2 separate regions of the Homo sapiens genome follow, and region 2 is linked to region 1. Evidence: chromatin loops called from intact Hi-C (ENCODE). Cell type or tissue: endothelial cell of umbilical vein. All regions are shown on one strand. Links, peaks and the distances in the headings refer to the core of each region. The heading gives the core; the rest is flanking DNA. Region 1 overlaps RANBP17 (RAN binding protein 17). Region 2 overlaps LOC107986473 (a long non-coding RNA gene).

What was found. Hi-C counts contacts between places; a loop is a spot of excess contacts. Peaks named below come from ENCODE experiments on the same cell type or tissue, not always from the same donor. Only the 100,000 strongest peaks of a DNase experiment are listed, where the experiment ranks them.
Region 2: it touches region 1 in a loop (2.9-fold over the local background); 7 of 110 quality-filtered maps call a loop at or near these places.

The regions. Positions count from the first base shown.
Region 1 is chr5:171,157,099-171,171,973 of GRCh38, forward strand. RANBP17 (RAN binding protein 17) reads left to right here. Exons shown (of 28, transcript NM_022897.5): 15 at 13,032-13,105; 16 at 14,108-14,188. Among named protein-coding and RNA genes, the nearest start is that of TLX3, 140 kb to the right of the region's middle. In endothelial cell of umbilical vein, for the core only: a CTCF peak has its summit at 5,676; a DNase peak (open chromatin) is centred at 5,763; H3K27ac peaks cover 436 bases.
Region 2 is chr5:170,736,120-170,750,994 of GRCh38, forward strand. It overlaps LOC107986473 (a long non-coding RNA gene), which reads right to left. Exons shown (of 3, transcript XR_007059044.1): 2 at 10,792-11,074; 3 at 9,253-9,992. It overlaps KCNIP1 (potassium voltage-gated channel interacting protein 1), which reads left to right. Exons shown (of 8, transcript NM_014592.4): 8 at 1-513. Among named protein-coding and RNA genes, the nearest start is that of GABRP, 40 kb to the right of the region's middle. RefSeq lists enhancers at 7,635-8,394, 9,154-9,913, 9,914-10,672, 12,952-13,709. In endothelial cell of umbilical vein, for the core only: a CTCF peak has its summit at 8,544 (motif pointing right); DNase peaks (open chromatin) are centred at 8,562 and 9,732.

The DNA of each region.
Region 1 (14,875 bases), core at 4,425-6,924:
CTGTCAGTAATTAATAGTTTTTCTTCAGCATTGGCTGTTGTGATCAGACCAAGAAATATCTGGGTTTTTAGTAACACATTATGATAATTGTGAATGTTTATTCCTAATTAGTCTAAATGTCTAATAATTTTCAGCTTGCTTCTCTGGCTGTTTAAAAGAAAACAGAGGGTGATGTTTAAAGCTACAGTGTGTCTTATAAAAAATATGAATGTACATCTGCATGTATATTTCAGTAAGTTTTACACCCGGCAAGATTATGTCAGTTGACTCATTCATTAACTAAGTATTTTATTCTTCAGTACCATTTCCTAGTTTTTGATATTACATCATTTATATAGGGATTGCCAAATAAGGTACTGTATGTAAAGCTAAACCCACACTGATGATCTGGACTCTTCAGTGATGAACATTGAAACTTGTCTTTACTTCTTAAAAAGGGCTTTAAAATATGAGCATTTCTACTAAAACAATGTGGCAACATATTTGCTGATGAAAGATTGTATTTACCATATTGAATTGCCTTAGAAAATAATTGCCTCTACAAAAGGAAACATCTGTATGATAGCGCATGGTTAAAGCTGCCATCAATTTTTAACATTTGAGGGTTGAGCTATGACCTTTTATGATGACTGTGAACAGTAACTGCATCCATTAGCCATAAGTTTTGTTTCTTTATTTTAGTAGATGGTCTAGACTGTAAATATTAGAGAATCTAAAATAAATCAACATATTATCCTAAGGATACAAAATGTAAGAGCTATTTGTGGTTGGGAACCTTTGACAGATAGTTTGGATGAAGCAGATGATTGCCTGCCTAGCGTATCTGGTCTCCATTGCTATGCCTGCAGGCAGTTTAGTGCTATGGTTGTATATTGATGTCAGGGTTAGTACTGAGTGGCTAGCAGTGACAGATGTCTATAATTACAGGCAATGCTTCCAGTATTTCTGAAAAGCCAGCCTATGTTGAACAATTATCTTATTTCTGCCTTGCCAAAGAGCATGTTCCAATTGCTAGTATTAGCAATGGTGAATATAGTGCTTTATCTGCTGCCTTGGGACAAATGTGAGAAAAGCACTTGGTTATAAAACATAAATGCAAAATATTTTTTCAACATTTTAAATTAGTTAAGTTCAGTGTTTTCCTAATTTTTATCTCCCCATAATGTTTCTTTTGAAGGAGTCTTGAAATATAAAAGCACATTTGGCATACTTATTGGAATTTTGTTTTCCCCTAGGCCTTGCGTGGCTCCCCAGCGCCAGTATCCCTTGCTTTACTGAATAGATGTGTTTAAGCAAGTTGGCTTTGAAACAAGTTTCTCCTATGTGAATTGCATTTTCTGGTTGACACCCATTACAAAATTGGAAATGCATTTCCATGGAAAATCTCCTATGCCCAGTAAGTTTAGTTGGAAACTTTTAACAAGAAAAATTATAACATAATAGAAAATTTTGAAATGTGCTAAACACCTTAGTACTGGTGGCTTTCCATTTGCTGAGAATTGCAATTCTCAAGTTTTGTTGTAACCTTTTTTTTTTTTCTTAAGCCTTTGACCATTTATTGTCCATTTCTGTCTCTCAATTTTCATGGTCACTTCCTTCCTTGCTCCCTCTTGGCCCACTTTTCTGACTCATTAGAAATGTTTTCATGCTTGTTGGTGCCAGTTCTCACCTGCCCTTTTTATCTGGTCATTTGCATTCATGAGCTATGGGCTGTCATACCACACTTTCCAGCAGGTGCGGCTGCCTAACACATGATACTCTCTAACCTTCCTAAAGATTAAGGTGTTGGGGGTTAAAACATTATCCATGTTGTAAGTTATGAATCCTGTATTTTCAGGTAATGTAGAATGAGAAATATCTAGGAAATATCACTTGAGAATGCAGTTTATCTTCAACCTTAATCTAACCTGCAATGGGTTTCTGCTTTGCATTTAACCACTTTGCTGAATTATTCATTACATTTTCTCATTTAGTCTTCTCAACAATGTTCTGTTTAATATACATGAATATCATTTTGCAGAAATATGAAACAATTTCAGAATTAAAAGCTTGTTTAGTGGCAGGCCCTTGGTTTCAACCAGATCATCTTACTCTGAACCCAGTTTGCTTTTCGCTGTATCACATTGGCTATGTATGTATTTAGGCATGAGTCCAGGAATGATCAGTTTCAGAGTGTGTTGACTGATAATGCCAATATCATAAGTTTCATCTCCATACTAGCTGTTTTACTTCCCAAGGAAAAGACTCATTTCTTTAACTGAAGATTGGATGTCTAGTCCTGGCTCGCCATCAGTCACAAAAGAACTAAGCTAGATCCTTGATATTTTATGTCCTACAATAGGAGAAGCAACCTAGAACCAATAGTCTAGTGTCAGAGATCAGTAATATTATATTTATTTCTGAAAGGTAGCCCCTTTCTGTTCCCACTGTGAGAGAATGCCCCTTGGGAGCCCATCACCTAAAAACTCTTAATAATTTTAAACTAATGATAGTGTTCTGGACCCCCGTGTCTGTGTACATTAATTTAGTAAAGAAAATTTGGGCCGGGCACAGTGGCTCACGCCTATAATCCCAGCACTTTGGGAGGCTGAGGCAGGTGGATCACGAGGTCAGGAGATCAAGACCATCCTGGCTAACACGGTGAATCCTCGTCTCTACTAAAAAAATACAAAAACTTAGCTGGGCGTGGTGGCAGTCGCCTGTGGTCCCAGCTACTCGGGAGGCTGAGGCGGGAGAATGATGTGAACCCGGGAGGCAGAGCTTGCGGTGAGCCAGGATCATGCCACTCCAGCCTGGGCGACAGAGTGAGACTCCATCTCAAAAAAAAAAAAAAAAAAAAAAAAGAAAAAAGAAGAAAATTTGGACAATTGGATGGACCTATTGATCTGAATGGGGAAAACTTTGATAACTTATTGGACACAGTGATCATCTACTTACTCAGTGAGTTGAAAACTTACCTTGGAGATAGGAAGCAGGAACTTGTATTGACTCAAAAAATGAGGATGAAAGCTTTGAATCTGGCAATATAGGTGATGCAGATAAGTTCTTGAGATAAAATAACACCAAATACCACAGATCATTCTGTTTTTCTCCTGACTTTTTTTCTATCACTTTTCTTACTACTTTATTTCTTTGCAAGACTCAAAGACTAGACCCATTATTTAATATTAGAAGTTATGTTACCTTTCATTAAGACCCTCTCCCCTCTAACTACTACTAAAGCTACTCACATACCCACTTAGAACATATATCTGTTTTCTAGTATCTAGTCCAGATAAAGCACAAAGAAAAGAGACATTCCAATAAAAATAATAGGTAATACTTATGAAAATTTTACTGTATACCAGGACTGTTATAGGTCCTTCACATAAATTAACCATTTTAATCTCAAAAATTCCACAGATTAGGTACTACTCTCATCCTTTTTATATTTGAGGAAACTAAGGTTTAAAGGGTAAGCAACTTGCTCAAAATTACTTAGTAAGTGGCAGAATCTCACTAGTCTTGGGCTTCAGAATCTATTCCTAACCACTTCACTAGATTACCTCCTATTTTGTGATATTATACTTTGTAACCCTAGTTAAAAGATGTACTTTTGCCAATCAGAAGGTTACTTTGCCTGCTTAAGTCATTAGCCTCAGTTGCCACACTTCTATAATGAAAGTGCTTCATGGGAAACAGTACTAAGAGATTCTTTTTGGTTTTTTTTTTGAGATGAAGTCTCACTCTTGTCGCCCAGGCTAGAATGCAATGGAGCAGTCTCAGCTCACTGCAACCTCTGCCTCCTGGGTTCAAGTGATTCTCCTGCCTCAGCCTCCCAAGTTGCTGAGATTACAGGCGCGTGCCACCACGCCCTGCTAATTTTTTGTATTTTTAGTAGAAGTAGAAGCAGGGTTTCACCTTGTTGGCCAGGCTAGTCTGGAACTCAGGTGATCCACCCATCTCGGCCTCCTAAAGTGCTGGGATTACAGGCGTGAGCCACCGCGCCCGGCTGAGATTCTTAAAAATCATTCTGTCAAATATTATTTATGATTTATTCTTTTTTAGGGCTAGCTTTTAGTAACTGGTTTCTGGAATTATCTCACTGAAGCAATCCCATTGTCATTCATATAACCACATCCAGAATTTGAACAGGACTTCACCATGTCTCTGCTCATGGGCTCCAGAATAAAATCAAAGTCCCAAGAATATCATAAGTAACAACCACAAAGATTGTCAGCCACTTTCTCCTTTTATTTGAGATTGGGGAGGCCTTTTGCTCTTATTTCTGGTGCCAGGTGGCAGGTCCCTAAACTTTGTGCTTTTTAGGTTGTACGCCTGAGGAGTGATGTACCCAGAGTTCCAGAGAAGGCTTGGAAAATAGTTAAGGTGAGTTGGGTTGCTGGTTATGATGGTGGACCAGCAATCTTTATGCTTGTCTCACTACAGCCTCAGATTCTAATTAGTAAAACAGGCATATGCATACAATGATTAAGTGTAGGCATGCATTGTCTTCATTCCCTTTTTATGCATTATATAATTCTACAATGTTCATATTTTATAGCCAAAGGTTTAGTAGTCCACTAATAAGCAGTATTAGCTGCAAAGCCTATATTTAATGTGGTTGCATAGTACAAAAGCATCCTAGATTTCTTGATGCTAACATTGCTGAGTAACCAATTATAATCAGTTATTAATACTTAAGAAAGTTTTATTTGGCTACATTGAATAGCATCTGTTATTGAACAGTGTCTAGAGCACATGTATCCCTTGTGTCAGAATGTGTTTCTGGCTGACACCTTTAGGAGGTACGGGGGATTAAACAAAATATTTTACTTCCCAGTTCCCCACCTCTGCTATCACCCTCTCACAAACTTCATCCAGCATCAGCTTCTTTGCCCTAAAATTTAATCGTCATCTTATAAACTTGCTATTGCAAAGAATTATAAATATTCCTTTAACTGTCTGAAATGCTCTTTCAAACCATGGTCCCAAAATCCTCTACTAAAATTAAGCCTTCTTCCCAAGCATCTGGTGCCATAGCCATAGTTAGCTTCTTTTTGAATGGGCTTGGGGAGATAATATATTTACCCAGGGCTTTACCATGGCTTTATCCATAGAAGACTAGTTTAACAGAAGCTTGGCCCCAGACATGGAGTGAATTGGCAGCCAACAGGAGCAAAGCTGTGTCAGGACAAATGTACACTCTCCATTTTCTCTGGTTGGCTTTCAGCTGGTTGCACCACAGGAGTCTTTCTGTGGACTGCATATCCTGTGACCAGTAACTGGTGCACTCAACCCAGGTCCCTCTTGGCTAGGGAAGGCCTGTCGGGAGGCATTAGGTTCATGCTGGTGGAGATCCTTAGTCAGTGGCTCCCTGAAGGAAAGTAAGGCAAACAGCCAGCTTCTGTTGAACAGGTGGTAGTTAGACCCTAGATCTGCTTGGGGGTGGGAGGAAAAGAATCTCTCCAAAATTACCAGCCTTGCTGGTTTTCACATTATACCTGTACTCTTTCTAATAAATTATTGTTTAGAAACTGACTCAGAAATATCTCTGACAGCATCTGGAGCTTTCTGACTTTTCCACCTTCCTTAGCAGTCTGGATTTGGGCCCAAGTTAGAAATGGAAACCCCACTGGGGTGCAAGCAAAAGAGGAAGCATGTTCTTAGCCATGCATCAGTGGAGGCCCCTACTGGGAGAGGGGATTATCACAAGGCAGCAGGCAGCCCTGCACCCCAGCCTGCTGAGTTCATGCTTTGTGCCACAGGATGTGGAGCGAAGGAAATGTGAGGCCAAAGTGGTCACTCCAAGTTTTCTTATACAATAGCTTATTCAAGCAGACTGGGAATGCCTCTTAAGAGATTTGTTAGGTACATGTGCCCTTAGCAAGATGGCCACCACAGATGGTGGGTTCAGATATTCTAATTGAAATAAATGTTTAACATTCAGATGTATTTTATACTTCCATAACCAGTTTTTCTTTATCAGATGCTGTTCCTTATTCAACTGAATGAGGCAAGCAGGATTATTCACCTTTTACCACTTGATTTCCAACATAAATTATGGTTTTAAAATCAAATTCTGGCAAAAGATTTTTCTGTCTAATTTCAGGCTTATATTTAGTGATGTTATTTGAAACGATATGGAAAAATTAGTCACCCAGGATTAATGTGGATCTATTCAGTGTCACTAAGTTTGTGTATTTAATATACAGCAATGATGTTTGTACCATTAATTCTCTTGTTATGGTGATAAGTTAATTGTGATTATCATATTTTATCCTGCTTCAAATGTTAATGAAAGAGCTAAGTACCTTTAGTTCCAAATGGTTTAGATCCAAGTCATTAAATGCTCTATTCTTTCTTACACCTCTCCTCCTCCCTCCTCTACTAATGCCTTTCACATTGATGAGGTCTTTCTTATAGAAAGCACTGAATTGACCTCAAAGGCACTTGAAGCCTAAAACAAAAATATGAAAATTGATTTCTTATTCATAGTAAGTGATTTCATACTGTGTTCCTAAATTCTCTTCCTAAGGAACACTAATGCTTTCATTATATTGGATCCTTTCCAGTGACAGGTTTTGTTTTACCAATTTAGAACCAGTTAAAAACCTTCATTAATAAGTCATTCCAATAGATTGAAACAATACTTGAAAATTCACAGTAATATTTGGGGGATCTTTTGTGGTATCACTTTTGTATTACCTGATATGTTTTTGAGAATAAATTGGTTCAGAGAAGGTTTGTCATCCAATGGCAAAATACTTTGTTGTTGACTTCTACTGCACTGTTAATTTTCTGCATTGAGCCTGCTTAAACAATGCACTAAAGCTCTTTGAGAAGTTATAGCATCTTAAACACTTATAGAAGGCCTAAGGGTATTAACTTACTATAATTTTCTGAAGATTCATTATCCAAAATCTTAATTCATTATAAAAACTCTTTTGAAAACCTATAGAACCAGTGTTTTCTCTTATTTTCTTATTTGCACAGAATGAGAGATTCGTTGTTCTTTTTAATTTGTTTCATGTGGTGCTTTTGAGTACATTTCATAAAGGACTGTTATTGAATTTCTGTGACTGTCATTATATATCCATACAATCTTTAGGAACTAATATTCTGGGTTTCCCAGTTCTGTAATCTACTCCAAATTTAAAGATTGACATAATTAGTTTCCTCAGAGTTATAACCAGAATGTTAGAGACAGTGCTCCAGATACCTAAGACTAAGGATTAGGATTGGTAAAAGAAATTTTAAAAATTATTTCGGCACATGCTTTTTTTATTCTTTATTAAATGTACAACTCAAAATTATGTTGCTATTTGTAGTTTATGTCCGCATCTGTTTTTCTTACCTAGTTCCCTTTTTAAAACCATATGTAACATCTTTTAAGCTACTTGCAAATTCTACAGGCAATATTTGTCATTTGATGAGTTGAGAATTTGGAGAATGTATTGGCTCATTGAAGCATTATGTACTATCCAAATGCTCTTTTCTTAAATTTATAAGAACCTTTGCAGTAAAATAAATACGGCTAAGAAAACAAATATATTAAAACAGTTTTTTAAGAGCATGCCTTCTCAAATCTGTAATAATGATAATTCCTTACATTTCTAATCACTTTCCATATTTCAGGAGCAAGAGAGATGGGTAACTGGTTAAAATGGGTAATTTTTCTAGTTTCTAAGACAATACACATTGAGAAGTAGAAAGAATTTGATTTTGTATCATGAAATTTTGAAGCAGTTCCTTTATGCCTTTAACAAATGCAATTTCTGAGTGTTACTAGAAGGTGTTAATTGAACATATTTGTAAAGATTTAAGAGTTATGGATACAGATTATAAGATTTTGTTTATTTGTTTTAACCGTCTTTATGCTGTGTGAAAATCTTCAAAGCACCTTCTGATTTTTTCTGTTATTTTTCATGTGAAGAGCCTTCTCTTCAAAAGGTGTTACCTGACCACTTCAGCACCTACTGTGCAGAAGGGTCAATGAAAGGTTGTACAGGGAAACAGCATTTGTTGAGTAACTATTAAATGTCAAGCTCTGAGTTCGGGATCATCATTTAATCTAATCAAAAGCCCATAAAGTAGGTTTTTTTGTTTTTTTGTTTTTTTTGAGATGGAGTCTCGCTCTGTCACCCAGGCTGGAGTGCAATGGCACAATCTTGGCTCACTGCAACCTCCGCCTTCTAGGTTCAAACAATTCTCCTGTCTCAGCCTCCCAAGTAGCTGGGATTACAGGTACACGCCACGACGCTCGGCTAATTTTTTGTATTTTAGTTTGGGGTTTCACCGTGTTGCCCAGGCTGGTCTCGAACTCCTGAGCTCAAGCAATCCTCCCACCTCGGCCTCCCAAAGTGCTGGGATTATAGGCATGAGCCACCGCGCCCAGCCTAAAGTAGGTATTATTATTATTATTACTATTTTATGGGTAAGAAACCAAGATTCAGAGACCTTAAGAAACACCTAGTTAGTGGCAGATATAGAATTCAAATGCAGTATCTTTGGGACCAAAGTCTGTGCTTTTTCTACTTGCTAAGTTTATCACGACAGTGTTCTAAGACAATATACCACTGGAGATGTAAAGAGAAATAGACATTTCCCCTGCATTCCAGGAGTACATGCTGAAAATAGTGGAGGAAACGTATTCGTGTGGAAATTAATACTACAAAAATATCATATTCTATTATATGTTTTGAGAAGTGCCCGTAACAGGCTGGCAAGGTTTCAAATTAAGACTCTTCTTACTGAATTTATAGGGAGAGCTTCTTCCAGAAATATTATTTAAGCATTAAAACCACACCTTTTAAAATGACAACATTTTACCAGTGTTCATCCCAGATGGGTAGGATTTGGGGTATATTATTTCACAGGGGGAAGAATACATGCCTTTTATGCGTTTTCCTTTGTTAAAGAATCATATATGAAATGGGATTGACCAAAATGTACATTTTAACCATATATTCTTTTTATTCATTTAAGAAACATTATTGAGTAGTAGGCACGTGAGATTTTAAAAAAACAGAGCATCATTTCTGCTCTCAGGGAGCTTACAGTCTATTATGCAGGCATATTATGAAATGCAGAAGAAGGAAAGAAGGGAGGAGGGCTCAGACAGGCAAAACCTTGGTTACAGAATGTGCATCTCTGACTATATAAAACTCATAACCAAAGGCATAACCATATATTCAGTGTCATTGTATTGGCCATCCTTCTCTGAAGGATGACCACACAGATAGGTTTAGTCTCTTATTTCTTAGATTTTGACTCATTTTTCATTGTGATGAGATTATCTTAATACATTCTGAAATAAGAGACAAGGAATCTGTGGACTGAAAGTGAGTTTTTTTTTTTTCCTTTTCTTGCATTCCTATGTAACTCCTATATACTTCCTTAAAATAGATACTGCAATATGGTTTCTTCTTGGTGTCATAAAAATTATTTCGGTTGAAATAATACAAGTTGTAGAAAGTGTTAAAAACTCTAAATACTGTGTTAGAAGATTTTTCTGTAGAAGACTTTCATTGACCTGTGCTTGATGATAAACGATTTTGTAGGTATTTCCTAACTGAACAAATTACTTCTCACTCCCAAATTATCCATGTTTAAAAGGGATAATTAAATTTCAAATGTTTGGAGACATTTTCATGTTTTCTGCATGTTATCTGAATGATAAGGTACCTTGAAAAATGAGAAACAGTCTTTTAAAAGAAACACTGTAATCATACATTGATTTTAAATGACCCTGTCACACATGAAAACAAATCAGATTGTTGCTCTTAATGAGCTTTTCAATTTACTATTCAGTAGATCAGATAAGTGGATTTAAGAGGTAATGATCCTGTTTAGTACTCAAGCTTGACTGTCAGATCCTAGTAGTGGAGAGAAATCCCCAAGGACAAAAGCATTGACACAGTTCTAGATGGGATAATGGGAATCAAAGCTAATGGATGATAAAAGGAATGGTGCAAGTTACAAGGATAATTGTGGATTAAAGCACTGCCATGTGTCAATGTTGACTGTTTTTCTAGTATATTATTGGGTCAGATCTGATGCTTTGAGAAACTGTTTTGACAGCAGAACACAACAGACCTGCCTGCCTAGCTTCCTCCTCTTTTGAATGCCAGGGACACGGTAGGAAAACTTCCTTGTAGGACCCATTGAATTAGAAAGCACATTTTTTAATGTTAAAATGTTTGAAATGTTTAAAATCACATTTTAAAATGCATAATAAAATGATTAAAACAAAAATTATGTCTGAGTTTTGCCATAAAAAAGGCATTTATAATGTCTTGAAAATGTAAAATTTGATTTTACGAAAGTCCACTGTAGTTATTTATCGAAAACAAGAAAATTAACCAGTAAAGATGTAAATACAATAAGAAGAAAATAAGTAATTTGAGATAATGCCATGGACACATCCTTTCCAAAACCAGGATGTCATGGAATTTATTATTAATTTCATTTATCTATATAAATGATCCTGTGTACCATCAAAGAATTTGTGCTTTGAGTTGTGGTAAAGCTAGTTTAAACATACTCATTCATATTTTCATCTTTGTTAAACAAACGTGCCTTTTAAATTCCAGTCAGAGTTAAGGGCACACAGTCTCTGGCCCTGGAACTGAGCAAGTGGGTAAAGCAGGGCACACAGTAGGGTGTCTGATCCCTACTGTTAGTTGATTTTATAAAACTGGGCTTATTTTAAGGATCTCTTGACAGGGGTGCCACTAAAATAAAATTAAAGACAATTGCTATAATCAGTTACTAAATATTCAAGCTGTTCTCTCTAGCTACTTTTCTTTTTCTGTTGTAATTTACGATTCTATGTATTTTGTCTGTAGAATCCAATATGTGCTTAATGGGAAAAGTCGTTTCTCTCTCTTTGTGTAAAAACTATTCACATTATAATATAGTCCTAGTAGATCCAGACCGTGTCCTTCCACTGCACATTAAAGCCACGTAGTATTCACTTGACACATATTGCCCTAGGTGCAATAGTAGGGACACAAAGAATAAGGCATAGTGTCACCCCTCAAGAAGCACTCAGTGTCATGAGGGAGATTCACATCCAAACAGTTACAGTGTGAAAAGCGCCATGACAGAGGAATGGACTGGACGTTGTGGGAACATAAAGGAGAGTTCAACTCACTGTGCCTAGGAAGCCTTCAGAGGAGATGACTTTTGAATGAGTATGAGGGGAAAAAGAGGAAGAAGACTGATTGAGGCAAAATGACCAGCACATGAACACATAAAAATCTGAAATTGCATGAGATGTCTCAGTGATCCATCAGCATTTTATTGTGGCTTGAGGTTGAGGGAAATGTGGAAGTTGAGGTAGGCTGAGGCCAAGTTGTGAAATGCTTTGTGTGCCATTAATCATGTCGATGCTAGGTTTTCCAAGGGACCCAATTTGTATACTTCTATATACGAGAGAGGTTTGGCATCATGGTGAGCTTAGGGAAACTTTCTGTTCTACATATCATTCTTCATTAGAGCCCTCTTTGTGCTTAAAGGTTTGTGATTATTGAGGATTGTTGGTAACTGACTTCTTTAGATTCTCTCTCCTCCTTAGCTCCCTCTTTCCCCCAAACATCTTACAAGCAACAATGGTCACTTTAATCTTGTTAGAGATGAAGGCCTACTCTCATGGGCAAAGTCACAGATATATAATCACTGAAATGCTTTTCTGTAGGGCTCAGAAGTTAGTAGGTAAGGCAGCAGGAATTTGAATCTCAGTCTTCCTTTCTCTCTCTCTGTTTCTCTCTCTCTCTCTCTCTTTCTTCCCCAGCTTCTGCTCTCCACCGTTCAGCCCTTCCTGCCTTCTGTCACCCTCTACACCTAACCCTTCCTCCTCTCCCTCTTTTTCTCTCCCTCTGATTCACTCCATCAGCCTGAGGAGAAGGCTTCCAGACACAGGACTCAGGTTGAAAGCCTGGAACACAACCTGCTGGTTCAAATGGTATTTAAAATCCAGAAAAGAAATTTCTACAATGGCAGCTTTCCTCCCCTCTATGACCCTATACCTCTGGGTGATTTGTGTTGCCCCTGTGATACCTTCATGACCTATGGTGGTGTATCAAGCTCGTGTTCAGATATAAAAAACAAAAGACAGAGGGAATAGAAGCTATGTTGCTGTACATAAGAAATAGGCAGATTAGGAGAAAGTGAGAGAACACAATCACAGAGGATCAAATCACAGAAGAGAAATCCCATACAGCTGGTGACTGGCAGGGATAACCTGGAATCACACCAGAGCATCAGGGAGTATGGAGGTGTCAACCCACCTCTCAGCTTTGCCAGGCTAGTAAGGGGTATAAGTGGCATTTTCCCACTTGAAGTGGGATATGTGTTTATAAGCTTAATGTGGCTTGGATTGAGACTGAAATGTTGCACCCCAAACTCTGCAACCAACACTCCCTAATTGGAAGCTTAGTGGATTCCCAGGCCCTGATGTTTTCAACAGGGAATCCCTGAGCTTGGGATTTCAGTGTCAACATGAAAAGTAAGACGTACCTGTATATTTGGGGAAGCTTAATTAGGTAATATTTGAGGAGAATTTCTATAAGTTAACTTCCTTTGATTTTTTTAAATCCTTATTTTTATAACTGCCTTAAATAATCCTGAAATGGTTAATATTTTGCTGAAATCTAGAATAGGTGGAAAATTTTTAAGTGTTGGAACCTTTTGTTGAAGTACTCTACTTTCCAGCCCTTTGCATACCTACTCCCGTCTTCCAGAAAGGGGTGGTCTACCACTTTGAGAAAAAAAAAAAATGTGTGTGGTGTGGTGGGAGTAAAATGGATATATGAGTGTGTTTGTGTGTAAGCGTTTATATATTTCAAAATAGGAGCGATCTGGAGGAAAAAGTTAGCAAATTTTAAAATTATAAGATTCTTTTTAAAAAATTCCTTTGCTCTCCCACCCACTCCCTACTTCAGTGTGGATACCACAGTGCATTAAATCTTATGTTTGTTCAATTCGAATAGTCTTTTGAAAATATATGTTAATAGTAAAACTTTTAACAATGAAATGTTTTAATGCAGGTATATGCTCGTATGTCAGAAGTCTTAGGAATAACAGATGACAACCACGTTCTAGAGACGTTCATGACAAAAATGTGAGTTCTTGTTTTGGTCTTTAATTTTTCTTTTGTTGTTGTTTTAAATGTAATAGATCTTTTTATTGTATTTAAACCTTTTTATATATTAATTTTTAAATAAAAGACTTAAAATTATGCTTTGTTAGAATGTTAGCATTGTTCTTAATTGAAACTTAATTTCACATATTGAAAAGTCACCATCCAAAGGACATTGTAATTTGTCAAGTTTCCATACAACGGCAGCGTGCAGCATCAGATGATGATTTTAAAAGATTTACAGACCTTGACTCTTCAGATCAATTGGGCAGCATTTTTTTTTATTTAAAAAGAAAAGCACGCGATTTGAAAGACCACGTGAAGAGATTATTGCAAATTGAAATCATTGAGAGAGGTCTGATAGGGCATTCATTAGTTCTAAGAGAAACCTATGGCTGGCAGAGACATATTCATGGAAACTGTCCTTATATTGGACTTATAACATTAGCAGAATAAACTAGTTTCTAGTCATAACTTTGTACACGTAGCCAAACTTGTATGCCTCCACCTGGCACCCCGCTTTATCTGTGTAACAGACAAACAACACTGTCTTGATTGCAGACAGCAAAGTTAGATAAACAGTCGTGATCATAAGAAGTGAGTTTTGGAGCCACAGATTGATGGTTCATTATTTGGCAGTAACAGTGAGCCTCTATTTGGCTTTCTTTGTAACTCCTGCTTCTCCTCCCTAATATGTTTTGGGTACAAACTTGATGTTTTCCAGTGAAACACTTAGACAACTTTTTAATTTACAAAACTAAATATGTAGAATTATACACCATTTGGAGAGCAATATTCATTGCAGATTGCATATAATTTTGAATATGCTATTGAAAGAATAGACAATGTTTTTGAGCCTGTTTTTCACTTTCAAAATATTTGTGATTTAGGTCATCAAACTTACATAAATTTATGTGTATTCTCTGGTTCTCCTTAGACAAGCAAATATCTTACTTATAATTAAAGACTTTTTTTCATATTTAGTGTTACAAACCTTAAATACTGGGGAAGATATGAGCCTGTAATTTCAAGGACTCTTCAGTTCCTAAATGACCTTTCTGTTGGATATCCTTTTCACTGTATATCTGACATTATGTGTAAACAACCTAGCAGATGCATTTAATTAACCAGGTATTCTCCTTGTTTATAATTTTTGCAATTTTTTAAAAAAATAAAAAGACCTTTCATTTAGCCTTATCTGTAAATGCATGTTTTTGAAAGGTTTTAATTAGCTGTATACTATGAAGCATTTAGTCGGAATCACTGTTGAATTTATATGGACATATAGATTCCTAAGTAGTTACAGTTATATTTATACTCACCCAGGCTAATAAATGGTTATATAAGAAAGTCCACATGTATTTTAGTTCATGCTTTTTTGTAATTGTCAGAAATTCGTGTCCTAAAAGAAAGTATGTAACTTAATTTTAAGGAGGTCAAAATGTTCTAAAAATATTACCTTATAAAAACTGCATTCCTGTGAGTAAATATATCTCTAATATTCTTCAGTTGAAAAGAACATCATTTTCATTAGTTGAAAGGCACAATGGAGTAATACAAAGAAAATAAGTTTTTTGACCATTTCTTTGATTATTGCCCCCACCAAATCAACATCTAATCTAATCTAAAATAAGATTCCCCATTATACATTAAATGTTTAGATTTCTCTGTCTAGCAGATTTTTAAAATTCTAAAACCAAGAATCTTCTTACTAAAGTCTAGTTGACAGTATTGTCATATTTCTAACAACTA
Region 2 (14,875 bases), core at 7,363-9,862, 420 kb before region 1:
ACAAAATATGCTGCTTACGTGCCCCCAGCCCACTGCCTCCAAGTCAGGCAGACCTTGGTGAATCTGGAAGCAAGAGGACCTGAGCCAGATGCACACCATCTCTGATGGCCTCCCAAACCAATGTGCCTGTTTCTCTTCCTTTGGTGGGAAGAATGAGAGTTATCCAGAACAATTAGGATCTGTCATGACCAGATTGGGAGAGCCAGCACCTAACATATGTGGGATAGGACTGAATTATTAAGCATGATATTGTCTGATGACCCAAACTGCCCATGTCATTTGTTTCCAGAAACGAGGACCAATAATTCTCTCACACTGGCATTTGTGCTGGTAGTACAAGTCCTTTAATATGTCCAGGAAGGGAGCCATTGCCCAGTGGTCCATATCTCCACCACATCCCCTGCTTGAGCCCAGCGCTGCATGTCCCTCCCAAGAAGTCCAGAATGCCTGCAAATTGCTGTAATTTTATACCATGTTCTAACCAATAAACAGAACTATTTCTTACACTCTCAATCACTTCTTCATGACTCCGTTAGGTAAGAGAGGTAAGCTGTGAAAAGGGAAGGCTAGTCCATTCATTTGACACCCAATTATTAGTGCAGTTGTCCCTCCATATGTGTGAAGGATCAGTCCCAGGACTCTCCATACCAAAATCTGCAGATACTCAAGTCCCACAGCTAGCCCTGAGGGACTCGTGTTTTCAGAAAATTTGGCCTCCATATATGCAGGTTTCACATCCTATAAATACTGCATTTTCTATCACTTTTGGTTGAAAACAATCTGCATGTAAGTGGACCCAATAAGTTTAAACTCATGTTGTTGGAGGGTCAACTGTACTTACGTTGTGCCAGGCCTGTGCCAGGCAATGACTTCATCCTCCCCAGCCCCCAAGCCTTCCCCAGCAAACATCCAATCCAAATGCAAATACTGTGACCAAATGCAAATGCAACTTCGAGACAAGACCCTTCACAACACTTTGCTTCCAACAAGATTGCCACTTCTAAGACCCTCTGATATGGAAAGCCTGGAGCCCCTGTGGTGTGAGTGGGAGTGCAGAGATAAAGAGGATGACGGGGCCTCCTGCTGAGAGATTTTAGGCTCTAGAGGACCATCAAGCGGCTTCAGCCTATAACCAGCAAATGATTACTCATGTTGAACACTGTGGGTCTTAGTTTCCCCATTTGACATCACATTTGAAAGACTAAAAGCTAACAGTAGCATTCTTGGAAGGAAAACAATTTACTGAAACCCTATTTTGTGCCAGGTGCTGCACTAGGGGCTTTATATACATTATCTTATTTCATGCTCATGTGGAGCATTCCAGATGGTAGAGTCCTGGTTGTACTGATGAGGTTGCTGAAGCTCAGAGAGGTAAGGGGGACCTGCGTAAGGTAGCACAGCTGATAGGGACTCCATAGGGAGGCTAAACTCTTCTCGCTCTATCATAGACCCTTCCTACAAGGGGATTTTGCCTCACCCCAAGGATGAGGATACTTCCCACTAATCTCATTCATCTGAAGTCAGTTCAGAGAGGCATTGGTGTTCTTTGAGTCTGTGTAACAGATGGAGAAACAGATGCAGAGAAGGGGAATATCTCAGGCAGCCACAGTCACCGGCAGGGGGAGGCCACAAAAACATCTCCTGCATTCATGACACATCCCACTCAGATGGCCATTGGCTGCTGCCTCTTATGGTTGGAAATTGTAAGTGTGATGATGAGAATTTGTTGGATAGTTCAGACCTGTTCCTCTGGGCTTCCTGCATGTAGCCATGTGGTTCCCTAAGGCTTCTGGGCATGTGGCTGGTCCCCAGCAAAGCATCTACTTAGGCCCAAGAGAGGATCTGTCCTAGAGACTCTTCCCATATGGGGTCCTAACCTGCATCTTGAGGCTTTATGATGTCTAGGCCAGTGTTCCCTGCCCTGGCTGCACATCAGAATCACCTGGGAACTTTGAAAAATGTGAACATCTGGATGCCACAGCAGACCAACTGAAGGAACATCCCTGAAGGTGGGACCTGGGCCTCAGAATTCTTTAGAGGCCACCCAGGTGGGTGTACTGGGCACACAGGGCTAAGGTGGAGAACTGACACATCTAGAGCTGCGAATGAAGCGCGTGGTCTGAGCCATCCCCCTGGCCACAAGGATCAATTCAGGGATAGGCTTGAGACCCACGCTGGTTCAAACAGCATGAATCTCCAAACTAGTGCTGGGAATGATGAGACAAAGATGTTCTCCCTCACCAGACATGAATGAGAGCGCACATAGCCCTAAGACATGCCAGTAACTATTTAGGAATTCTGAGAGTTTATCTAATAATCAGAGGGTTAATAAGCCAGAGATCACATAAGGCAAGGCAGAGAGATGAAAAAAAAAAAAAAGCAAGCAGAAACGAGCCTTTGATAATATCATTGATCTGCTAGATCAAGCTGCTTCTGAAGCTGGACATACCTCTGACCTTTTCAGGTGCCTGTGTCAGGTGCCTATATAAGGTCTAGGTCAGGCCGGGCACGGTGGCTCATGCCTGTAATTCCAAATTTTTGGGAGGCCGAGGCTGGCGGATCACCTGAAGTCGGGAGTCCGAGACCAGCCTGACCAATGTGGAGAAACCCCATCTCTACTAAAAAATACAAAAATTAGCCAGGCGTGGTGGCGAGTGCCTGTAATCCCAGCTACTCGGGAGGCTGAGGCAGGAGAATCGCTTGAACCCGGGAGGTGGAGGTTGCGGTGACCCAAGATCACACCATTGCACTCCAGCCCGGGCAACAAGAGCAAAACTCTGTCTCAAAAAAAAAAAAAAAAAAAAAAATCTAGGTCAGTGGCTGCCTTCCTTCCCCGCTGGCTGCATGTCAGAATCACCTGGGGAGCAGAGGAGGGGAATGTTTTTGAAGTGCCAAATGCCTGGGCCTTATCCCAAATGAATTGCATCAGAATATCTGGAGGTGAGGCCCTGAGGATCAGTATGCTGTAAAGGCTCACCAGGTGATTCCAATGCACACCTATGGCTGCAAACCCCTGCTCTAGAGCAGAGGAAGTACTGGTACCCCTCTCCCTGTGTTAGCCAGACCACAAGTAAGACACCAGCATCAGCCCTGGGCACTTAAAACTGAGAGGAAAATCAGCAGCTTAGATATTCAGAGAGAATTCATTGTGGATGGAAGTTTTAAAAGTAGTCCTCAGATGGATAAACAACAGAAAGGGAGATGGTTGTCCTAATGAAGAGCAGGGAAAGGACACGTTGCAGCAATGAGAGCGTATTGGCCTCATCTCCCACTTGTCTTCTTGGAGGGATCCTGCTCCTCTTGAACCATCCAACAAATTCTCACCATCACGCCTGCTGATGGGGACTCAACTGTGCAGCAGGTGCTATGGACACTTTGCCCAATCCCCTTGGTACTCACCATCACCCTGCAGGTAGACTCAACTGCTGCCAAGTGCAATCACCCGAGAGTTTTTGTCTGTGACTCTAACCATCACAGAGTGTGTCCATGACAGCCCGCTATGTTTTGGGTATTTGAGTCTCTAAGCCTCATGTTGACATTTATGTCCAATGTTGAAAGGGGGCCTAAGATAAGGTGTTTGGGTCATGGGGGCAGGTCCCTCAGGACTAGATGAAGGCCCTCTCTTGGGGCTGAGTGAGTTCTTACTCTGTTAATTCCTTCAAGAGTGGTTGTTAAAGAGCCTGGCATCACCACCACCCCTCCGCCCCACTCCTCACTTCCTCTCTCACCGTGTGATCTGCGCACACCCAGCTCCCCTTCACCTTCCACTATGAGTGGAAGCAGCCTGAAGCCCTCACCAAATGCAGATGCCCAATCAAACTTTCCAGCCACCAGAAACGTGAGCCAAATTAGGCTTTTTTTCTTTATAAATTACCCAGCCTTGGGTATTCCTTATAGCTACACAAATGGACTAAGACACAGGGCCATTCTGCCATGGACATATCAGTCCAAAGGATCAGGTCATCAACACCTCCTAGAAGAAGCCCTTGGCCAATGACCGATGGGACTTGGTGGACAAATATCCCAGATCCTTCTCCTCTCAGCAGGAAGAACTCTGAGGTCTCTTCTATATCATCTCCTAGACTTCCCTGGTAGGACTGAGCCCCAGTTGCTCACAACAGTAACTTATGATGAATAAGACAGACATGTGTCCTGCTTTCATAAACTTCATATTCTAGCAGGAGGAAACTGATGACAAATGAAATTATTTTAGATGAAATGGCATGCATAAATGTGTGGCATGCTAAAGAGTATACAGGGTGGCTGCGGGTGGAGAGTAAGTCTTCTCTGAAGAGCAGACCACTGAGCTTGACATGATTTGGATCATGGGGTTCTCCATGGACAACATCTTTTTTGAGTCTCATGACAACCCTGCGGGGCAGGTATCCTAGGCACCTATTTTTCAGATGAAAAAATGATGCCCAGAGTCATAGAAGGAATTACATACACAGCAGGAAGTGGGCTTAAAAGTCTGCCAAGCTCCAAAATCCATGCCCAGCTTTATTTCTTACAGAGCATAAAGACCATTCTCCACCTATTCCTAAAACTAGCTCTGATGATATACAAACACCAGAAGGTGTCAGGAAGCAGATGCTATGAAAACTATTAGTAAAAAGCAATGAAAACAAACCCACAAATCTGAGCCAAATTATTCCTCCTGTAAAAGGAATCATGCCAAGGACTTGTGCAAAGATGGCCATATGGGTTTCTTAGAGGAGCTGAAATAAGCATGTCCTTCCACATCAAAATAAGGCTCAACCTAACTGGCAGACTTCAGCTAGCCCTGCAGTCTGCTCCATTGCCTTACTGGGGACCAACAAAGCTCAGAACTTGAAGACTGGGGGGAGCCCGAGAGGCAGCCAGCCCCACCGGGTAGGATCCTGAAGACCCATGATATGCTACAGGTCCCAGTTCTAGAATAAAACATAGGGACCAAGACTAAGCCAATCATTACCTCCCATGCCTCTGGCCACAGTGAAATTTTAGGAATAGGCTTAAAACCTAAACTCACGCAAATAGCATGGAATGTTAGGGCTTTTACTGAGAACAATGAAAGTTGCTCATTGTCCTGCCTGACATGAATGAAAAACACAGAGCCCTGGGACCTATAGGCCACCATTCTGTAATCTGCAGGGAAGCCAAGCTAGAAATGTAGGTAAAGAGACCACAGTGATTCAAGGCAGAGGGATGAAAGAATGGGTTGCTGATGTCATTGAACTGCAGATCAAGCTTCATATGAAGTTACATTTACTTCTAGTGTTCATTGCACGTATCCATAAATATCAAGAAATTTGCTTTTCTTTTTTTTTTTTTTTTTTTCTTGAGACAGAGTCTCGTTCTATTGCCCAGGCTGGAGTGCAGTGGTGCGATCTTGGCTCACTGCAACCTCCGCCTCCCAGGTTCAAGCAATTCTCCTGCCTCAGCCCCCCAAGTAGCTAGGATTACAGGTGCATGCCACCACACCCAGCTAATTTTTGTATTTTTAGTACAGACAGGATTTCGCCATGTTGGCCAGGCTGGCCTCGAACTCCTGACCTCAGGTGATCTGACTGCCTCGGCCTCCCAGAGTGTTAGGATTACAGGCGTGAGCCACCACTCCAGGCCGAAATTCACTTTTTAAAGGCAATTCTAGTTGAACTTTCTGTAACTTGCAACCTGACACTTTCCATTAATAAGCCCCGTCGTCTAACCCTCTAGTGTTTCTTCTGGCCACTTTATTCCCCGCCATGCTTCTCCAGCTACATCTCATCACTCTCTACTCCCAGCAGGAAGCCTGCCAACTCCAGTCTACCCCTTCTGCCCTCATCCCAAAGCCCAGTCGGGACCCCTTATCCAGACTAGTGCAGGCGAGAAACAGAGGTCTGCAATCCTGTGTCACTCTTCCCTCCAGTGTGAACTATATTCAGCTGGTGTCCATGAGAACGCCTAAAGGGGGACAAGGATTTTAAGGCAGGGGTTTGAGAACGAAGAGTATGCAGTCCACCCCAACCCGCTCCCTGCTCTACCTGAGGGTCAAAGCCCCTCACTGTTCACAATGACACAGACTAGGCAAGTGCTGGGGGAGAGCCGGGGAAAGACAGACAAATGTGGATTCTAAGCAGAAGAGCAAGAGAGAACACTAAACTTGCTGTGGTCAAGAAAGAAAGTAAAAGGAGGAAAGAAGGAAGCGGGGAGGTGAAAGGGGGGCAGAGGAGGAATGAATAAAGGGGATAAAGTCCTTATGTAGTAAATGCTAGCCCACCGTAATAGCGAATTTTATGTGTTAACTTGGCAAGGCCATGGTAACCAGTTTTTGGTCAAACATCAGTCTGTTTGGCATTGCTGTGGAGGTATTTTTCAGCTGAGACTAACATTTAAATCAGTAGACTTTGAGTACAGCAAGCTATCCTCCATAATGTGGGTGGGCCTCATCCAATCAGTTGAAGGCCTCAACTGAGAGAACATAAGTCCCCCAAGGAAGAGAGAACACTGCCTCCAGACCGCCACGCGATTCGGGACGGCAACATCAACTCTTCCCTGGGTCTCGATTTTAGACTTGCCAGTCCCCACAATCACATAAACCCATTCCTTAAAATAAATCAGTCTGGCCGGGCACGGTGGCTCACACCTGTAATCCCAGCACTTTGGGAGGCCAAGGCGGGCGGATCACGAGGTCAGGAGATCAAGACCATCCTGGCTAACACGGTGAAACCCCGTCTCTACTAAAAATGCAAAAAAAAAATAGCTGGGCGTGGTGGCGGGCGCCTGTAGTCCCAGCTACTCAGGAGGCTGAGGCAGGAGAATGGCGTGAACCTGGGAGGTGGAGCTTGCAGTGAGCCGAGATCACGCCACCGCACTCCAGCCTGGGTGACAGAGCGAGGCTCCGTCTCAAAAAAATAAAAATAAATAAATGATTCTGGGGATGTGTCTGTCTGTCCATCTGTCTCTCTCCACACACACACACACACACACACACACACACACACACACACACACATCCTGTTAGTTCTGTTTACCTGGAGAACCTTGACTAACATACCCATTAAAACCAAAATATGTCCTTCAGGGTGTTAATGTTTGGTTGAAGAAACACAGAAGTTTAACAATTGTATCAGGCTGGGCACGGCCTATAATCCCAGCATTTTGGGAGGCCACAATGAGAGGATCACTTGAGCCCAGGAGTTCTAGACCAGCCTATGCAACATAGTGAGACAAAAAAATGAAGAAAATTAGGGGTGTGGTGGAGCGCACCTGTAGTCCTAGCTACTCGGGAGGCTGAGGCAGAAGGATCGCTTGAGCCCAGGAGTTCAAGGCTGTCGTGAGCCATGATCTCACCACTGCATTCCAGGCTGGGTGACAGAGTGAGACTCTGTCTCAAAAAAAAAACAAATCTGTACCAAAATTAGATGATTCTAGATAACCAAGAAGGAACTGTGCGAGGGCACTCTGATGGGTGGTCAGAGCAGGGTGGAGAGAGGGACAGCATTTCTGGAGCAACTTCTACTGTCAGCACCGAAGAACAGCACCTAATTTACTAACACAACCACCCTCTGATATACAAATAGAAATAAACTCCCCTTTTTCCAGACAGGGAGAGCTCAATAAGGTAAAACCACCAGCCCGAGGTCGCACTGCCAGTAATTAATGGGTTCAGAACTTAATAATGATAATGATAATGACCATAGCAACGTTTATTCGGTGCTCATAATGAGCCAGACACCACTCTGAATGCCTAATATAAATTATCTAATTTAATTCTCACCAAGAAAAAAAATCCTATTTCATTTGATGTCCCACTTTATCCACAAGGAAACCGACTCAGAAGTGATGGAGACAGGTTTCAGGTCAGCTGGTCCAATCCCAAAGCCCATTCTACACGCGCCCCTACTCTGGCTACCTCCCACTCCAACAGAGGCGTTTTGTCTCCGACACCTCCCCCCTGCTGTTCACACAAAGGGAGGACAACCCTGGGGGTTCTGGTAATCCTGGAAGGCTTCCTGTCAGAGGTGGGCCGGGGGAAACGCGGGCAGGAGAAGGGAAGTCTCGCTCAGGGGAGTGGTGTGCATGGGGCAGAGGCTGCCAGGGACGCTGAAGGCTGATAGCCGGGTTGGCGCGGAAATGGGACGCCGCAGGGTGGGACAGGCGGGAGGGATGGGATGGGCAGGGTGTGATGCCGGACGAAGGAAACGGGCCTGCCCGGCAGGTGGCAGAGAGCCACAGAAGAGCTCCGAGGGGGTGGTGCGTGAGATGGCGCTGCAGGCTGGAAAGGGGCTGCAGGCAGGGTGCCTCCAGAGACCGCAAGAGAACAGCTTGCGAGGGACCGTGGGAACTTCAAGGAACCGCACCGCCCTCCTGGACCACCCGAGAAAACAGGGGAAGTGGGCGAATGAGTAGACCAAAGTACTCATGACAGGGCAGGAGCAAGTGAGAGACCCTGGAGGACCATGGAGAGAACGTGGTAACCGATGGAGAGGGATGAAAACCGAGCCGCGGGTGTGAGTCTGAGGCGCCCCCAGGCCCACCAGCGTGTGAGCGGCAGGTGCTGTTCGCCATCAGCCGCTAGATGGAGCCGGCGCCTCGCCGAATGCGCCGGGATCCGTCGCGTGGATGTCAGGTCCGGGCCAGGGAGCCAAAGCGGCGGCTCCGCGGGGACCCTCCACAGTTCCGGACTCCAGCCCAGCGCCGGCTTCAGGGCGTGCGACCCTGAGCTTGGTTTAACGCTCCGCCACCGCGGCCTTGAAATTCACAATTTGTGAACAAGGGGACCCACTTTTTCATTTTTATTTTTGATTTACATTTTATTTTATATGTTATGCTATGTTGTTATGTATTTTTGAACGGGTCTCGCTCTGTCGCCCAGGCTGGAGTACAGTGGCGCGGTCATAGCTCATTGCAGCCTCCACCTCCCAGGCTCAAGCCATCCTCCCACCTCAGCCTCTTGCAAAGCTGGGACTACAGGCGCGCCAGCACGCTTGGCTAATTTTTTGTATTTTTTGTACAGACAGGGTTTCCCCATGTTGGCCAAGCTAGTCTCAAATTCCTGACCTCAAGTGATCTGCCTTCCTCAGTCTCCCAAAGTGCTGGGATTACAGGTGTGAGCCAGGGCGCCCGGCCCCACCTTTTCATTTTTGCCCTGAACTTGGCAAATTATGGAGCAGGTCCTGCCCAGGGCTTTCAGTTTCCAGCACTTTCTTGCCTTGACTCATTTTCCCTCCCACACCGCAGTGAGGAGAGGTTAGGGTCCCATTTTTTTATAGACCAAGAAACTAAGGCTCAGAGAGGCGAAGAGATCTATTTAAAATCACGCACTGGCCCTTGGTGGAGCAGGGCCAGAAGCCACATTTGTGACCCCAAGTACAGAGCTCTTTCCCACCCACCTAAGAGGCTGTCCCCTGGCAGGCAGGGTCCCACCTAGAAGGCCAAGACCCTCGCCCACGCCCAGCAGGGAGCCTCCTTCAGGCCCACCTGTGCTTATGGATAGCTTAGGGTGGGCCAGGGCATCTGGGCTCCAGTTGCTCAGAGGCTGGGGCAGGGCTGGGACAAGTGGCAGAGCTGTTCCCAGAGTCTGTTTCTTCTGATGATTGGAAACTCCCTGGCAGCCAAGAGGAAGAGGCAGTCCTCGGAGCCCAAGCTGCCAGTCCTGGCTCTGCTTCCTGGACAGCCAGCCACAGACACTGGCGGTCAGAAGGACCTTCCCTCGGGGCAGCTGCCCCACCACGGAGCTCCTGCACGCAGAGCGGGAGGGAGGAAAGGGGCCTGGCTTCCAAGTGAATGAGACAGACCAGAGCTTGAGTCCTGGCTCCCCGCATTCCAGCTGCACGCCCTTAGGCAGGTGGCCCCTCTGAGCCTTGCTTTCATCAGAAGTAAACTCAGGATCACATTCTCGGGACTGCTGCAGGGAGGGTTGCATAGTGAAAGCACCTGGCAAGTTGCAGAGACTTCATAAATATTCCTTCATTTACTCTCGGTTTCAGTCACAAAGGCAGCTGAGTTGTCTGCTCTGGAATCTTCCCCTGGGGGATGAAGCACAGAAGCCTGCTCTGGGGGTCACAGACTCTCCCCTAAGCAGGGTGGGGGCAGAGTGCTCGGTGAGGGGAGGGCTGGAGAGCAAGAGAGCTGTGAGAAATATGCTCCATCAGGCCAGACCAGCCACCGGAGGGGATGGGGGGGCATGGGGGGTGGGGGCCCACTGCAGGTCCGAAGCGGCCTGCCAGGTGGCTTTCCACGCTGGTTGGGGCTGCAGACAAGCAGATGCATTGAGGCCAGGCCATGGGGCAGGAGGAAGACAACACAAAGATAATAATACTCGCATTGCCCCATGTGGTTCTACAACCCCAAGCTGGTGCCAAAGCCTTCCCCTCGCTGCATCCTCACCTCCGCACTTTACAAATCAGTGACCCAAGGTCAGGAGAGTGACACAAAGACGTGGACCAGCCTCCTAATTCTTGATTCAGTGATCACCCTGGTATTGCAGAGTCAGGGCCCCAGACCATGGAACAAAGGGGCAGGAAAGGCAGGATGTCCCTCCTTGTTCCTCCGTCTGCCAGCTCCACAGAGCTGGAGGTGGGGACTGGGGTCAGGAATCAGGGACCAGAGAACAAAAGGTTCCCGTCATCCCAGGGCCTGTGCCTTCCTCTGAGTGCAGTCGCTTGGCTGAAACAGGATGAAAGGTTTTCCTGGGGCCCTTGGAGTCTGAGAAGCTGGGCTCCAGCCCCACTGCTGCGATGGACATGCTGTGTGACCTCAAGAACATAAGTCCCCCTCTCTGAGCCCCTGTCTCCTCATCTATGAAACAGGGATGATAATCCTTACCTCACAGGATTGGAATGGTGTCAGGATGACATGTGAGTTTCATGGTCGGTCAGACTGACTTCAGACTCCAGCTCTGCCCTCTATTCGCTCTATGATCTTGTGTAAGTCTCCACCTCTCCACGCCTCAGTTTCCTCGTCCGAAAAACAAGGATGTTAAGACCTCCTGTCAGCTGGACACGGTGGCTCATGTCTGTAAGCCCAGCACTTTGGGAGGCCAAGGCGGGGGGATTGCTCGAGTCCAGGAGTTCCAGACCAGCCTGGGCAACTTAGTGAGACCTCAACTCTACAAAAAAAATGAAGAAAATTAGCTGATCACGGTGGTGCGCATCTGCTGATCCAGCTACCTGGGAGGCTGAGGCTGGAGGATTGCTTGATCCCGGGGGTTCAAGGCCGCAGTGAGCCATGATTTTGCCACTGCATTCCAGCCTGGATGACAGAGTGAGACCCTGTCTCAAAAAAAAAAAAAAAAAAAAAAAAGACCTCCTGTCTAGGGTGTTCTAGGATGTTGTAGAGATTCAATAATGTTAATCTCCCCAGGAGAGATGGAGGCTGGAGGTAACCAGGGCTGCATTTCACTACAGAGGCCACCCAGGACCTGGCCTGGCGCCTGCCCCAGCACCCAGGCTTATCCAATGCCCACAGGGCCAACAGTGCAGAGGCATTCCTGCTGTCACCCAGCAGCCTTTCAGGAATGAAAGTTGACAATCAGAATGAGTAGTGACATTAACCAGGCCACATCAACAATGAAAAGACTGTGAATTATTTGAAATCTGGATCTAAGAGACAAAAACCTTTTGTTCCATGATCTCAGAATCTTTCAAAGGCTCATGTATGCCTCCTCACAACAGCAGCCACCAAAACACTTGGACCTCTCTGCCTCAGTTTCCTAATCTGTAAGCCACAGAAATGCTGTTCGGACCTCCTTCAAGAGAACCTGCCTGACCTTGTCTTGAGTAAGCGTTCAGAGTAGGGGTGACGATGTTCCTATGGTCACCCCACTCCACCCCAGGGAGGGGAGCTGGGATGGCTGCTGCAGGGGCCTGGCCACCAAATCCCCCAGGCTGTGCCCAGAAAGGGACTGGCCACCAGGGGGCTTTAGTTCCAGGCCACTCCTGCTGGACACCGAGTCCTCCAACAAGCAACTTGCTTCGTGGAGGGTAGTTCCCCGCAGTGCTGTCTGTGGCTCTTTCTACCCAGTCTCTCCTTCTACAGATGCCAGACCCACACCGACCCTCCGCTTTTACCTTCATGGACTTCCTGCCCGATACATCTCGGGGACATCTAACCCCATCTTGGCATCTGCTCTTGAAGGGCCCTGACTGGCACGGGGAGTGATAGCAATGCCTGCGGCACTGAGCTGTGGTCAGGACGCAATGTAACCTGCTCAGAACATGCGGGGAGCACAGCCTAAGTGGAAGAGCTGGGACAGTCACCACCGACCACATCCACTCATGGATTTGTCTGTTGGTAGAGGTTTAGTTGGTGTTTCCTTATATACCTAAAGGAAAGTAGTTTCAGGCCGGGCGTGGTGGCTCATGCCTGTAATCTCAGCACTTTGGGAGGCCAAGGCCAGTGGATCCCTCGAGGCCAGGAGTTCAAGACCAGCCTGGCCAACATGGTGAAACTCCGTCTCTACTAAAAATACAAAAATTAGCTGGATGTGGTGGCAGGCACCTATAATCCCAGCTACTCAGGGGTGTTTCACATGAGAATTACTTATACCTGGAGGTGGAGGTTGCAGTGAGCCAAGATTGTGCCATTGCACTCCAGACTGGGAGACAGAGCGATACTCTGTCTCAAAAAAAAAAAATGAAAAAAGAAAGAAAAGAAAAGTAGTTTTAGCCAAAGGAGGTATTTCTCTTGCACTGTAAGCCAATTTCAGCCAGGCCACCAAAATTGCCTCCCTCAGAAGCAAATATCTGCAGAAGATCCAAGAAAATTTGCTCAAGGGTTAGCTCCCACCTTTGCTCCAAGAGACACTGGCTCCACTGCTGAATGAACAAATTGTGCAGCTCAGCCTACGTTAGGCTGTATGCTCACATCTCCTCCTCTGGATCTTGGTTCCCCGGCAGATGAGTGCAACTAGGCCCTGGGGTCCTTCCCAGCTGCAGCATTCTAGGATGAGGACGGAGCACTGGCCTCTGTCTGTGGCCTCAGAGGCAGCCAGCTGCCTCTCCTCCCTCCCTCCCCGAGCCACGTCTTTTTTTGCCACCCACTCTGTTGTGTCCTGGGTGTGTGAAGGGGCTGCGCTTAGCTGCGTCTTCTTTTGTCTGGAGATGACAGTCCACAGACCAGGAAGGAAGGGTGGGAATGACGGTTTGCAGAGGGAAGGCGAGGGGAGCTATTTCCACCTACTTTGGCCTGGTAATTGATGAGCACGTGGGGAGGTTTCCGCATTTCAATAAGAGGTTGCTTTCGCCTTCCTCTGCCTTCCTCCAGAAGAAGCGCCCCTGACCCGGTGGAACCAAACACAGAGGCTTTCTTTCCAGTGCCATTCTCTGACATCAGCCCTACTCCAGAGAGCTCCCCAGGGAGGGGTCTGAGTCTCCACCTTCCTCTGAATCCCTCTGCCCCCCAGATTTCATTCCCCACTCACAGGAGCAGCTTGCTCTTGATAACTGCGGTGTCAGCCGCCTAACTCCTCTCTTCATGTCTCGGGGATGAGCTGACTTGGGCTGCCTTCCTGGACTGCCCCATGCTGCACGTCTCCTGGGATTTCCATAGCCGAAGTATCTCCCACTTACCACATGGGCCAGCTCCCTGTCTTCCAAGCTTCCATTTCTACAGCCTCAGTTACTGGAGGCTTTTGTCTACCCAAGCCTGGGGAACTGCTATTCATGAAAATGGCAGTATTCATTGTTTTTGAAGATGTCTAAGTCCCAGAAAACATAAGAAGGTTCGAGATGGCTTTTAATATGAAGGAGAGCGGTCTTCATTTTTTTTCTGGTGAAAGGAACACTTTTTAATGAAAACTCAAGTTAATGTTAAATGACAAATGTCATAGAGCCAGCCACGAGTCTTTCTAACTTTGTTGTGGCCATAAATGACAGACATGTGCAATCAAGTCCCCAGGTCAACAGAGGGACAGATTGCTGGCAGAACCACCCTCAGCAGGTTAATAAGTTGACCTGAAAGCTGCCAGGGCAGTTTGGAACGTTTGCGATGAGGAACTTGTATTTAGTTTTTATAAGTTGTCACATAATCGCTTAGGGCGGCTCTTAAAATATGTCCAAACAAGGAGACAGTGAATAGGTCTGGAATAACAGTCCCCCTTCTGTTTCAGAACTGACAGTTTCAGCCAATAGGGAGAGGTGAATGGTAATGAGGGAAGAATGGGCTTTTTAGACACACCTGGTATTGAACCCTGACTCATGATGTGCTAACTGAGACTGGGCAAGGTGTCTCAGCTGCCTTATCCGGCTTCCTCCTTGGCCGTAGAGTCAAAACACATCCTTTGCCCCATCCTTTGAGGGTTCTCACCAAGGGAAGGGAATAAACACAGGGCAAACACCTAGGAGGCTGACACCCAACAGGCATCGAGAAATGTTCATTTTCTTCCTCCCTCCTACCGTCACCCTAGCTCTAGCTCTCATATCTAGGAACTAGAACAGCTGTCTACCCCCTCTCCCAGGCTTTGCCCAGAGCCCAGATGGTTTCTAGGCAGACCCATAGGATTTAAGGTCTTGCTAACAATTAAAAGCCATGAATCTCTTCCCCTCTTCCCTGCTCTGTTCTGAGTCCTGTGTGTCTATAGCTCATCTCATCTTCCCCATAGCCCTGAAGTAGATAGGAAAGATGATCATGTCCACAACTCAGAAAGGGTGAAATTAAGGCAGAGAGGTGAAGACACTTGCCCCATGTCACCAGTGGAGTGAGCTGATGATGGAGCCAGCACTTGAACCCAAACCATCCATCTAGGTCCAAAGCACACTAGTAGCACCATGCTACTACTCTGCCTCCTGAGCCACAAGACAGTAAGGATTAGATGTCCATGCTCAAGCATTGTAAGCAAAAGTAGCTAAGTAGAGAGGGTGAGGAGTCCAACAGGCTCAAGAAGGAGAGCAGATGCCAGCTGTGCTCGCTC